2 separate regions of the Homo sapiens genome follow, and region 1 is linked to region 2. A link is an interaction called in ENCODE POLR2A ChIA-PET data of the cell type or tissue named here. Cell type or tissue: MCF 10A. All regions are shown on one strand.

Region 1 (2,500 bases), 78 kb after region 2:
GGCGTGAGCCACCATACGTGGCCAGAAGAACGTAATCTAATGAGACTTTGAGAGACTGGGAGCTTGGTGAAAACTGCTCTTGGTGTATTTCCTTCCTTCTGCTTGACTTCAGAGCTCCACCTTGATTTCCTGATTCTGTACTTACGTTGTGAAAGGAGGATGGTTGGCCGGGTGCAGTGGCTCACGCCTGTAATCCCAGCACTTTGGGAGGCTGAGGTGGGAGGATCACTTGAGTTCGGGAGTTCGAGACCAGCCTGATTAACAAGGAGAAACTACGTCTCTACTAAAGATACAAACTTAGCCAGGCGTGGTGGCAGGCACCTGTAATCCCAGCTACTCGGGAGGCTGAGCCAGGAGAATTGCTTGAACCCGGGAGGTGGAGGTTGTGGTCAGCCGAGATCATGCCATTGCACTCCAGCCTGGGCAACAAGAGTGAGACTCTGTCGAAAGAAAGAAAGGAAGAAAGAAAGGAATAAAGAAAGAAAGAAAGAAAGAAAGAAGGAAGGAAAGAAGGAAGAAAGGAAGGAGAAAGGAAGGAAGGGAGGAAAGGAAGGGAAGGAAGGGAAGGAAGGAAGGGAGGAAGAAAGAGAAAGAGAAAGGAAGGAAGGGAAGGGAAGGAAAGGAAGGAAGGAAGGGAAGGGAAGGGAAGGAAAGGAAGGAAGGAAGAAAGGGAAGGAAAGGAAGGAAGGAAGATGGTGGGAGGGTAAAGGCTGGTTGAAGCTGCTAATTCTAATTTGTAGTGTTCCCTGCTTCTTCTCCTCCCTCGCTATTTTGTGCCTTTGGTCTCAGGACCTTCCTCAGCCGTCCCTTCTTCCAGGCAGACTTTGCTCAGTGCCTCACTCAGTGTGAATCCCGTGCCTTCTACCTCCCCGCATAATGTCCCCCAAACTTCGTCAGAGTACAAATTCAGCTGCACTGTGGTTCTCATTTAGTCATCTTTGTTCTTCACTAGATCAAAAATTCTTGAGGACAGAAAAGCGATTTCCTGTCAAGCAATTTTCCCTTCAAACCTTGGGTCTAGCACATGGCACATGACATTTACTAACTAAAACATACATTGAGTAGGTGGCAGGAGTAAGCAGTTGTTTACAAAGGTAGCTGCAATCATTTTTTGTTGTTCTTTTTTTTTTTTTTTTTTTTTGAGACGAAGTCTTGCTCTATCATACAGGCTGGAGTGCAGTGGCACAATCTCAGATTACTGCAGCCTCTGCCCCCTGGGTTCCAGCGATTCTCCTGCCTCAGCCTCCTGGGTAACTGAGATTACAGGTGCACGCCACCGCGCCCGGCTGGCTGCAATAGTTTTTCCCATCCCTTTATGCAAATCCCTTTTGCAACGTGACTATGCTGCGTCAAAGGGTAGGGATTATTCCTCCACCCCTTGAATCTGGGCTTGGCCACCGGGACATTAGCAAACGTGATGCAAGCAGGGGCTTGAAAAGCACTTGCACAAAAGGAATTACCCCTTTTTGACAGCGGCTGTAACCCTGAGACCGGTGATGTGAGCAAGCCTGGGCTGGCCTAATAGAGAGGCCTTATGCAGCAGGGCTGAGCCCAGGCAGCAGCCTGCCTATGTCCAACCAGCCAATTGCCAGACACGTGAGTGAGGTCATCTTAGGCCATCCAGCCCCATTTAAGACCCTAGAGGACTACAGACACATGAATGACTCCAGGGAAGACCAGCAGCAGAACCACTCCGGTGACCTCAGCCCAAATCGCTGATCCAGATTCATGAGCAAGCCGTTAAGTCTGGCCATGGTTTGTAACGCAGTGATCAATAACTGATATAGAAGGTACTTTGTATGTGATCGTTCCTTCATTTGGCGTCTGTTCCTACTTTTCCTTTAGTGGCTAGCTCTTGTTTTTGCCTGTCCAGACTTTATTTCACTTTCTTCCTGTAGCGGCAAGTAGGTACTTTCTGTAGGAAAATTCTTAGAAATCACAGTGCTGAATCAAAGAGTAGCTGACATTCTGACTATCTCTCCAGCTTCCACTCCACCTCCTCCGGGGTTAGTCATATAGTTTGGGTAGGGCCAGGCATGGTCGCTCACGCCTGTAATCCCAGCACTTTGGGAAGCTGAGGCAGGATTATTTGAGCCCAGGAGTTTGAGACCAGCCTGGGCAAAATAGTGAGACCTCACTGCTATTTATTATTACTATTATTATTTATTATTATTATTTTTTTGAGACAGAGTCACTCTGTTGCCCAGGCTGGAGTGCAGTGGCACGATCTTGGCTCACTGCAAGCTCCGCCTCCTGGGTTCACGCCATTCTCCTGCCTCAGCCTCCCGAGTAGGAGGGAATACAGTCGCCCACCTCCATGCCCAGCTAAATTTTTTGTATTTTTACTACAGATGGGGTTTCACCATGTTGGTCAGGCTAGTTTCAAACTCATGACCTCAGGTGATCTTCCCACCTCAGCCTCCCAAAGTGCTGGGATTACAGGCATGAGCCACCACACCAGGCCTATTATTATTATTATTATTATTATTATTATTATTAT
Region 2 (2,500 bases):
AGAATGGTAGCCTGACCTATTAACTAAATTTCACTGCTAAACACACAAAAGGAAAAATATCCCATGTCTATGTTCAAAGGCTTAATATCTCAAACGTAAAATTTCATGGTAAAAGGAATTTGAGGAGAAAAAAGTTTTCAGAAAAATCTCTATTAAAGAAACTTAGTAACTTACTTATAAAATAAGCTTGATAAAGAGTATTATCTAAGGGCAGTAAATAGTAACAAAAGTATTGCTATTTTGCACTGGCATTTCAAAGTAATTGTGAAAATCAGGGGTTTCAAAATATTTATAAGGAATAGCTATTGGTACTACTCAAAATGCCAGTCCCTGACAAGATAAAGAGCTTGTGCCAGAATGTAAACAACACATTAAAAAGTCAATTAAACCAAAGAAATGTGAGGTAACCTAAACATACGGCACAAGGTCCTTATCTCTGTGGACAGTAACAAATAGTCTGTGGTTAAGCAGCCAGTTCAATAACCACTTTTAGTAGCACTATGCCAGATGCCACAAATGACCATTTCAAAGGTTATGACCACTACTCTGTTCTTTTTTTTTTTTTGAGACGAAGTTTCGTTCTTGTCGCCCAGCCTGGAGTTCAATGGCGCAATATCAGCTCACTGCAACCTCCACCTCCCGGCTTCAGGCGACTCTTCTGCCTCAACCTCCTGAGTAGATAGGACTACAGACATGTACCACCATGCCCGGCTAATTTTGTATTTTTAGTAGAGACGGGGTTTCGCCATGTTGGCCAGGCTGGTCTTGAACTCCTGACCTCAGGCATACTGCCTGCCTCGGCCTCCCAAAGTGCTGGGATTACAGGTGTGAGCCACCGCGCCTGGTGACCACCACTCTAAGTAGTTAATGTTGTGTGGATTTGCCAGCCCGGTTTTGCCAGCTCTCTAATACTTTCAAACAAAACCAGTGATCCATGTTTTCATATGAAATGGATCTGATTCTTAAGATTAATATGGGCAATAAATAATAACTGCAAGCCTTATACAATTCACAGGCTAATGGGCCGCACCCTCTATTACAGGAGTCCCCAACCCCTGGGCCATGGACTGATATTGGTCCCTGGCCTGTTAGGACTTGTGCCGCACAGCAGGAGGTGAGAGGCAAGCAAAGCTTCATCTGAATTTACAGCCACTTTCCATTGCTCACATTACTGCCTCAGCTCCGCCTCCTGTCAGATCAGCGCAGCATTAGATTCTCACAGGAGCGTGAACCCTCCTGGGAACGCCGCATGCGAGGGATCTAGGTTGAGCACTCCTTGAGGATCTAAAGCCTGATGATCTGTCACTGTCTCCCATCACCCCCATATGGGACCGTCTAGCTGAGGGGAAACAAGCTGCGGGAAAACAAGCTGATTCTACACTATGGTGAGTTGTATAATTATTTCATTACATGAAATAATACAACGTAATAAATGTACAATAAATGTAATGCGCTTGAATCATCCCGAAATCACCCCTCCCCCACCACAGGTCCATGAAAAAATTGTCATCCGTGAAACTGGTCCCTGGTGCCAAAAAGGTTGGAGACCACTGCTCTACTCAATTGTAAACAGTAGAATTGTAAAGAAAGTTGGGGTACTTGGCTACTCTACTTTTAAAAGTGAAATATAAAAATGTTTATTTTGAGCACTACTTTGTTCAACTGAGGTATACAGAATAGGTCAGAATTTTTAAGAAACTGTGACAGCTGGCATGCATTCCTTTATTCATTCAACAAATAGTTATTAAGTGTCAACTATGTGCCAGGTATTACGCAAAATGCTAGGGATATTGCAGTAAGCAAACACAGACAATCCCTCCCTTTCTGAAGCGGACGGTCTGGCGGAGGATAGGTATTATCCAGAAATCACTTAAATACCTGTAAAACTATAACTGCGACAGATGCTATAAAAGACAGGTAAAAGATACTACTGACCCCCCCTAATTAGTGGATCTGCCTTAGGAAGGTCAGAGGAGGCTTCCCTGCACAGACAACTAAGCTAAGAACTGACAATGGAAGAAAAATTCACAAAGGAAGGAACGAAGGGAAGGGAACGTGGCATTCTAGGGTCCTAGGTAAAGCAAACCGCAAGTACAAAGACCCTAAGGCAGAACTTCTGGAGCATTCCAGGTACTAAGAGACAGTCACTGTGCCTCAAATGCAGAGAGCAAAGTAAGCGTATATAGTTCAAGGTGAAGCTGGGGAGGAAGGCAGGTTCCAGATTACGTAGGGCATTATAATTAGAGTGACCATATAATTTTATCATGTCCAGTCTGAAACTTTCTGAAAGTGAAAGAAAAACTATTAATAATCACACCAGGATACTACTCTTTTTTTTTTTTTGAGACAGAGTCTCGCTCTGTCACCCAGGCTGGAGTGCAATGGCGAGATCTCGGCTCATTGCAACTTACGCCTCCCGGGTTCAAGCAATTCTCCTGCCTCAGCCTCCCGAGTAGCTGGGACTACAGGCATGTACCACCATGCCCAGCTAATTTTTTGT

The links. Peaks named below come from ENCODE experiments on the same cell type or tissue, not always from the same donor. Only the 100,000 strongest peaks of a DNase experiment are listed, where the experiment ranks them.
Region 1: POLR2A ChIA-PET joins it to region 2 with 10 read pairs; 3 of 35 experiments call an interaction of 5 or more read pairs at or near these places.

What each region holds. Positions count from the first base shown.
Region 1 is chr17:2,561,775-2,564,274 of GRCh38, forward strand. No RefSeq gene overlaps it. Among named protein-coding and RNA genes, the nearest start is that of PAFAH1B1, 31 kb to the right of the region's middle. In MCF 10A, no CTCF peak of the experiment used is centred here; a DNase peak (open chromatin) is centred at 1,467.
Region 2 is chr17:2,483,947-2,486,446 of GRCh38, forward strand. The region is part of intron 2 of METTL16 (methyltransferase 16, RNA N6-adenosine); the gene reads right to left. Among named protein-coding and RNA genes, the nearest start is that of METTL16, 27 kb to the right of the region's middle. In MCF 10A, no CTCF peak of the experiment used is centred here; DNase peaks (open chromatin) are centred at 1,115 and 1,795.